2 separate regions of the Homo sapiens genome follow, and region 2 is linked to region 1. A link is a contact called in ENCODE Hi-C data. All regions are on one chromosome and are shown on one strand. The core of a region is the stretch at or near the end of the contact, and the rest is flanking DNA. Distances in the headings are between cores, read along the strand shown. Region 1 holds the start of SLC4A7 (solute carrier family 4 member 7). Region 2 holds the start of CNOT10 (CCR4-NOT transcription complex subunit 10).

Region 1 (4,137 bases), core at 1,443-3,942:
TTGATTTATATATGTTAACAGTAGCCAAGCCTTATCTTCTCAAAGACTTAGGAGGTTTACCCTTCTAAAGTGCTCCCCTACCACGTCATTAACAGCAGTGTTTAATAATTCCTTTGTCATCTGTCTCCCAACTCAAATATCACTTCTATTAGGATAGAGTTGGGTAGGGTGCCATGGCTTACACCTGTAATCCCAGCACTCTGTGAGGCCGAGGTGGGTGGATCACCTGAGGTCAGGAGTTCGAGACCAGCCTAACCAACAGTGAAATCCCATCTCTACTAAAAATACAAAATTAGCCGAGTATGGTGGCACATGCCTGTAATCCCAGCTACTCGGGAGGCTGAGGCCGAAGAATCACTTGAACCCAGGAGGCAGAGGTTGCAGTGAGGCGAGATCAGGCCATTGCGCTCCAGCCTGGGTGACAGAGCGAAACTCCGTCTCAAAAATAAATAAATAAATATTAGGATGGAGTTGGTTCTGCCTTGTTGGCCACTACAGTAAATAGTGTAAATAATAGTTTAAATAGCATAAACACTAGTCTAAATAAGTGTTATTACAATGAATGAATGAATAACTTGGAGGGCAATGGCCTTATCACATGCTTTCTCTACTAGCTAGGCAGGCAATATTTGAGAACACACCATAGTTTCTATCCAGCTCCGTGAAAACTCGAATGCACTTTACTGCTCAATTGAAAATTTGCAAATAAATTTAAGAACAGACAACATCATACTTGAAATACACAGAGAAAGTACTATAAAACAGTTTATTCAAAGGCTACACAAAGAATTACAGAAGGCCAGGCGCGGTGGCTCACGCCTGTAATCCTAGCACTTTGGGAGGCCGAGGCGGGTGGATTGCCTGAGGTCAGGAGTTCCAGACCAGCCTGGACAACATGGCAAAACCCCGTCTCTACTAAAAATACAAAAAATTAGCTGGGCATAGTGGTGCGTGCCTGTAATTCCTGCTACTCCGGAGGCTGAGGCGGGAGAATCGGTTGAACCTGGGAGGAGGAGGTTGCAGTGAGCCGAGATCGCACCACTGCATTCCAGCCTGGGCGACAGAGCGAGACTCTGTCTCAAAATAATAATAATAATAATTACAGATTATTTAGGATGAGTTTCCAGTATTCCATTACCATCACTGTGAATTATCTTCCAATAACCACTGCTAAATGACTTCACTGTCTGGTGACTGAGTTTTCTTCTATGTTAGAGAACTTATATGAACGTACTGAACTAATGAATGACTACTTTCCATAACCTTAACTATAATCCTAAAAGTTAAAAGGGAAAGCCGGCAGGCAGTTTTAAAGACAACTCTTGAATAAAAACATAGGAGAAGTAATTTTCCTCTTAGTTGTGAAAGACCGGACAATTTTCCCTGCAACCTTCCCGCCTTTGCTGGTTGCATAGTAAAAATTAGAAGTAGGAAAATTTAGAATACTTCCATCTCCTTTGAGTCACGAACTTGGAAAGGAGAAAGAGACAACTGCGGGGACGCATGTGCTCTAAAGAAAGCAGGAAGTCCGCTTCTTGAGCATGGGCCGTTCACCCATCATCACAAATGGGAACACCGGCCTTAAGTCCATCCCCATTCTCTTCTAACCCTGAAATCAAAGCCAGTCTCAGTAGGAAACGCGATCTTGCTAGCTGAGTTAGAGAAGGAGCACCAGACAGCTCAGGACACCCTCCTCCTTCTACTTGGCCTGCGGCAGGAGGATACTCCCCGGGTCCCAGCCAGTGGAGAAGGCGGACCCGGCAGGCAACAGCGAAAGAGCCTTGGCCGGGAAGGAGCGCGGCCAGTCCACGCGGCCGGAGAACTCACCGAACAAAGCGCACCGCGGAGCGGGAGGGGACACTCGGAAAGAGGGGGAAAGATTCAACCAGCTCTTCACCACTGCCTGGGGCTAGAGACAGGTGGAGCCGCCGTCCTCCTTAGAAGGAGAAGAAAGATAGGTTTTCGAGGGCTAATCTGAAACTCCTGCGCCAAGGCAACCGGAACCGGGACCCCGCCTGGGGAGCGCGCTAAGAAACAGGGGAGGCGAGCGCTGAGGGAAGGGATGGATGGTCGGGGTCACAGGCGGCCTCTGCGGGGATGTCGGGGTCCCGCCTGAGCCGCGCAGAGGATGCCCGCGGCGCGCCGCCGGCCGCCCCGACTCGGGCCTCCCGAGCGCAGCCGCTGGCCCCCTCCCACCCGCGCCCCAGGCCGCCACACAAAGGGGATGGCGAGGCGCGCCGGCCGCCGGGAGGTGGAGGGGCGACGGGCCTGGGACGAGGTGGCCGAGCCGCGACGCCCGCCGCGCCCCCCGCCTTTGTCTGCCTCGCCCCGCGCCCTCCCCCTGCGGAGGAGCCCCACCGCCGCGGCGCCCTCACCCTGCTCGTTACCCGGGTGAGTAGCGGTCTCATCTGCTCGCCGGCCCCATCAGCCTCCATGGCCGGCCGGCCAGCCCGTGACGGCCGCTACGGTACTGCCCCGCGCGGTCTGCCTGCTTCTGCCGCTGCCCCTGCCGCCGCCGCCGAGCCCCCGGCGCGCGAGGACAAACGTGGGTGCGTCCGTGCGCGAGGTGTGCGCGCGTGGGGAGAGCCGGGCGCCGGGCGCGGGAGACGCGGGGCGTGCGTGTGCGCGCTGCGACTGCTGGGCTGGCTTTAGTAGGAGAGCGAGGCCGCGGCGTGGAACCTGAAGCTAGAACTGAGCGAACCGGCGGACCGAGCGGGAAGGAGGAGAGCCGCGTAGGAGGAGGGGTTCGGGGGCGGAGCCGCAAACCGTGACGAGCCCGGCGCCGGGGCCAGGCAAGACACGCCCCCCCGCCCCGCCTCCTCGGGTCACGCCCCCTGCCAGTCTGGCACCGCCAGCCTCCTCAGCGCGCCCGCGGGCCGCGCCGCTAGGCCACCGGGAGATGGGGCGGGAGGGAGGCGGGACGGACATTTGTCCCAGCCAATCGGCGGCTGGCGGACTTCCGCTCGCCTCCCCCGTGCCACCTCCTCAGGACGCACCGCCCCTCTTTGTATAAGCTTAATTGACCGAAGCTGAGCGTCTAACTAGTTTTTCAAGTCGGAAGCTCCCCTGACGTTCTCAATGGGGTGGGGGGTCACCACCTCCCTTGGCTCCTAACTACATTCTTTAGAGGCTGCAGGGAAGGAGGACGCCACCTCTGTCAAGGACGCCCAGGATAACCCTCCGAAGCAACTAACGAGTCTTCACGACTCCTGGAAGTTTCTTTTCTGTCAATCCAGTAGGCACGAACCCCAACTCAGGGACCGTGAAAGATGGGGTACACTTGACCAGGTGTCCTCCTGTGCTTGCTCGCCCACTGAGCACCACGACAGCTGCCACTTTTTTTTTTTTTTTTTTTTTTTTTGAGACAGAGTCTTGCACCAGCCCAGGTTGGAGTGCAATGGCATGATCTCGGCTCACTGCAACCTCCGCTGCCTGGGTTCAAGCTATTCTCCTGCCTCAGCCTCCTGAGTAGCTGGGACTACAGACGCGCGCCACCACGCCCGGCAACTTTTTGTATTTTTAGTAGAGACGGGGTTTCACCATGTTGGTTAGGCTGGTCTCGAACTCCTGAGCTAAGGTGATCCACCAGCCTCAGCCTCCCAAAGTGCTGGGATTACAGGCATGAGCCACCACACCCGGCCAGCTGCCACATTATTGAGTCCACCCTGTAGGCCGTCTCTCAAATATCCCTTCTGTAACGGGATGATTGTAATACCTGCCATGCAGGCTCATTGAAGGATTAAGGGGATTTATATTCATAAAAGTGCCTGGCACATAGCATGCTGATAATTTTCATTATTGTTAACAGGTTTCTCTTGAGTGTTTCATAAAGATGAGAAATTTGGCCGGGCGCGGTGGCTTACGCCTGTAATTACAGCAGTTTGGGAGGCCGAGGCGGGCGGATCACCTGAGATCAGGAGTTCGAGACCAGCCTGACCAACATGACGAAACCCCGTGTCTACTAAAAATACAAAAATTAGCCAGGCATGGTGGCAGGCACCTGTAATCCCAGCTACTCAGGAGGCTGAGGCAGGAGAATCGCTTGAACCCAGGAGGCAGAGGTTGCAGTGAGCTGAGATCACGCCACTGCACTCCAGCCTGGGTGACAGAGCTAGACCCTGTCTCAAAAAAATAAAA
Region 2 (4,324 bases), core at 1,186-3,685, 5.2 Mb after region 1:
GTGTGCCTTTTTATTATTTTTTATTCTTTATTTTATTTATTTATTTATTTATTTTTGAGATAGACTTTTGCTCTTGTTGGCCAGGCTGCAGTGCAATGGCACGACCTCGGCTCACTGCAACCTCTGCCTCCCGGGTTCAAACAATTCTCCTGCCTCAGCCTGCCAAGTAGCTGGGATTACAGGCACCCGCCACAACGCCCGGCTAATTTTTGTATTTTTTTTTAGTAGAGACGGGGTTTCACCATGTTGGCCAGGCTGATCTCAAACTCCTGATCTCAGGTAATCTGCCTGCCTCGGCCTCCCAAAGTGCTGGGATTACAGGCATTAGCCACCGTGCCCGGCCAGGTATGCCTTTGCCCAGCCAGGTATGCCTTTTTATGGTGGGCACATATTCATCAAAAGTCATACTAGAGTAATCATATTGGCCCTATTCAAAATAGATAAAATATCCAAATGCCCAACAATAAAATGAATACATAAATTAAGGAATATTCACATAATGTAACATTATAATATATAACAATGAGAAACAAATACAACTTCATTCAACAATGTCAATGAATCTCATACTATCGAGCAAAAGAAGCTAGACCCTAAAAAATATATTGTATAATGTATATACATTAAGTTTAAAAGCAGGTGAAGCTAATCCATAGTGTTAAATGTCAGCATAATGATTATCTTTGTGGAGAGATGGGAAGAGGCATGAGGGGAACTCCCAGATATGGGTAAAGCTCTGCCCTTTCTCTGGGTGCTAGTTATATGTATGTGTTGAGTTGATGAAAAGTCAATACACTGTACTTATGATTCATGCACTTTTCTTTGTGTATGTTAGCCTGAATTAAAAAGTTTAAGAAAAAACAAATACTTTTTTTTTTTTTTGAGACAGAGTCTCACTCTGTTGCCCAGGCTGGAGTGCAGTGGGGCAATCTTGGCTCACTGCAATCTCCGCCTCCCGGATTCAAGGGATTCTCCTGCCTGAGCCTCCCAAGTAGCTGGGATTACAGGTGCACACCACCACGCCCAGCTAATTTTTGTATTTTTAGTAGAGACGGGGTTTCACCATGTTGGCCAGGCTGGTCACAAACTCCTGACCTCAAGTGATCCACTTGCCTTGGCCTCCCAAAGTGCTGGGATTGCAGGTGTGAGCCACCACGCCCGGCCAAAAACAAATACTTTTTTAAAAGAAAGTTTAAAACAAAAGTTAAAAAAAAAGAAAAAAACAGGTACAAACCTGAAAAATCTCCCAATTAACAAAGCTGGGACAATTTTAGCAACAAAATAATGTAGTATTGGAATGTAACCATTATAAGATAAACATCCATGAGTCCATACTGATATAAATAGCTAAGTGAGGGAGAAGAGGCAAACTTCCCTTGGGGAAGATAATTTATGTACATACTCCCCACTGCAGGAGGTAGAGCTTAAATACCCCGCCTTCCCACCTTGAGTGTGGGTTGCATTTATTGACTTGGTTCCAAAGTAGTGTGGAAGGGTAGGAGGAGTAATTGCACAGTAGAGAAAACTGGCAAGCACTACCTTAGAGAGGTAATCAAGGTTAACATGATCAGTGATGTCATTTTGACAGCATGTACCCTTGATTCTATGTGATGAGAACAGCCAGTCACCTTGTGGTCTTCCTCCTAAACACCCAAAACCCCAGTCTAACCATGAGAAAAATATTGGCCAAACCCAAATTGAGGCACATTCCACCAAATATCTGAGGAGTAACTCTTCAAAACTGTCAAGGTCATCAAAAACAAGAAGAATCTGAGAAACTGCCACAGCCAAAAATAGCCTAAGACGACATAATGAATAAATGCAATATGGTGTCCTGGACAGGATCCTGGAACAACAACAAAAAAAGGACATTGAAAGAAAGCTGGTAAATGTGAATAAAATGTGTAGTTTAGTGAGTAATAGTGCGCCAATCAAACTGGTTTCTTAGATGTGATCAACGTAACATAGTAAAATAATTAAGATGTTCACAATAGGAGAAACTAGGTGAGGAGACAGGAACTCTAGGTGTCATCTTTGCAACTTTTCTGCACAACTACAACTATTCTAAAATAAAAGGCGTTTCTTTTTAAACGGGAATCCTCAACAGCGCCTCTCTCATGGGGTTGCAAGAAATCAATGAGATAGTACAGACCAAGTGCAGGGCTCAGTGCTTAGCACATAAATGTCAGATGTGGTTATTGTAATATTATGTAACATTGAGGGACAAAAGCTCTGACACCTCGGTGTTTTAATTAGAGTAAGCAAAGGACAGACGCGCGTACGTCCCACCGCGTCAGCCCTGTGAACATCCAGAGGTTCCAGCCAGAGTACGTCCGGCCGGAGGCGGGGCGCGGAGGGGACGTCGGCGTGGGGCGGGGCCAGTAGCAGTTCCCACGCCGGCGCTCCAGGCGCGGCAGGCTGCCGCCCCCGGAAGTAGTGGGTACCGGGACGCCGTGAGGCGGAAGCTGTGTATGGCGGGAGGCTGTGGCGGTCCCTTGGTGGGGAAGCTGTTGCTGTTGCTAGACGACGGGAACTAGCTCTCGTCACTTCCTCAGCCCGCCGTCTGCCCACTCCTCTAGCCGGAACCTGGGGGCCCGGAGCCGGGGTAGGCACAGAGTTGTCCTCGGAGGTCCAGGACAGCGGCCAGCCCGGCGGCGGGAGTCAGGGCCACGCCACCTGCAGGGAAGAACCCGAGTCGAAGCGGGAAGATGGCTGCAGACAAGCCTGCAGGTAGGGCGCCAATGTCCCGAGCGACGAGACGGCGGGACGTGCGGGGCCGGGCGGACCCTGAACTCGGAGGCGGCGGGGCCCGGGGTGGGGACTCCAGGGCGACTTGAATTTGGGCGTGCATTTCTTTACCCCATCCTCTGTCTCGGCTGTCGCTAACATGAGTCTTCGGGCCCCGGGTCCAATAGTTGTTTTACTCAAGTGCAGTATTTGAAGTCGCCACTGGCCGCCTTTGCCCTGCTCTTCAGAATAACTCCGGCCCAAAAAGCTTAAATGTATTTTGCCGCTTCGCAGAATTTTCCGCTTCTTCGTGGGAAAAGCAGACAAGAGAAAGTCACCCTGGAGCACACATCTGCCTATAATATCGCGTGGCTGAGGCTGGGATTCACCTGGGCTGTTTTGACCACATGTGGCTTCCTCTGGTCATTGACTCCTGTGAAATTAACTTTGTAAAAACCACTTTTTTTTTTCTTGATAGAGACGGGCGGGGGTCTCGCTATGGTGCCCAGGCTGATCTCGAACTTCTGGGCCCAAGCGATCCTTCCGCCTTGGCCTCTCAAAGTAAACCACTTATTTAAAAAGGCATAAAATCCTATTGTCTCTCTACAGTCTGTGCTCCTAAAATCTTGCATTTGGTACTTAATTGCTCTAGTTCCTCGAAATTACTTAATCTCAATGGTTTTCTTTATGGATTATTGCTCCCATTCCTAGAATCTTCCACATTAAGGAATATAAAATTATTTCCTGACCTTGTCCGGAATGTTTCCCGCAAGAAATTCATATTCTTTGTGGCATCCAGGTTTTATTGGAAAGAACTTAAGTGACAGGATTTAAAAGTGATGGAACTTAAAATTTTTACAGTGAATTTAATTTAAAATTAAAGAAAAACTCAGTGTGCTGTGGATTTTAGTAGGTTCTGGTCACAATAACTGACAAATGAACTTCACTTGGAAATTAAGCCAATTCTATTTTAGGTACAGAGGAATAAAAATCATTAGAGGATCTCTTCAATAATCTAAGAAGAAAAACAACAGAACAAAGGCCTTGAGAGGGTATAAGGAATGTGCTGTGAAATTTTGGATAGGTTGTTCAGGGAAGGCCTCTGGTGAGATGATATTTGAGCAGAGATATGTAAGAAGTGAGGGAATGAGCCATAAGAAATGAGGAAAGGTGGATGAGGGAGAGACTATTAGACAGGAAAACGGCATGGCCTGTCCAAGGCTGGACCAGGGGACCAACATCTTCCTCCTTATTTTAGAATAGTGTCTGTGTTCCCCACATTTACCATTCCTACTTGCTCATACCATTGCGCTTGCCCGAAATCACCCTTTTAGACCTAAAGCCCATCCAGTTTTCAAATCCTCAGTCATAAAGCCTTCTACTTGTTCATTTATTCATTCGCAAAGATTGAGTGTTGAATAATGGATATGACACACTCCCTGCCTTTGAAGACCTGCTGTTCAGTCTGTTGGAGGAGACAGGCATATCCTAGCTGCACTCCTGTTTGGTAAGAGCTGTGTAATGTGTGTAGTTGAAGAATAAGGTCCACAGTGATTAGGGGACTGTTTTTTTCATTGGTTTAAGTTTATAGGCCATA

What was found. A loop is a pair of places that touch in the nucleus more often than their neighbours do. Pooled maps may share reads with other maps.
Region 2: a map of B cell shows a loop between it and region 1 (23-fold over the local background). The contact joins the promoter of CNOT10 here to the promoter of SLC4A7 in region 1. A Hi-C loop is called at or near these places in 3 of 168 maps with a recorded cell type or tissue (B cell, CD8-positive, alpha-beta T cell and naive thymus-derived CD4-positive, alpha-beta T cell) and 6 of 50 pooled maps.

What each region holds. Positions count from the first base shown.
Region 1 is chr3:27,481,692-27,485,828 of GRCh38, forward strand. SLC4A7 (solute carrier family 4 member 7) reads right to left here and starts at 2,693. Exons shown (of 26, transcript NM_001321103.2): 1 at 2,376-2,693. The coding sequence starts at 2,435. RefSeq lists enhancers at 1,432-1,491, 1,652-1,861, 1,892-1,951, 1,967-2,743, 3,222-3,351 and silencers at 2,122-2,191, 2,222-2,581, 2,612-3,091.
Region 2 is chr3:32,682,753-32,687,076 of GRCh38, forward strand. CNOT10 (CCR4-NOT transcription complex subunit 10) reads left to right here and starts at 2,436. Exons shown (of 19, transcript NM_015442.3): 1 at 2,436-2,730. The coding sequence starts at 2,709. RefSeq lists a silencer at 2,237-2,546.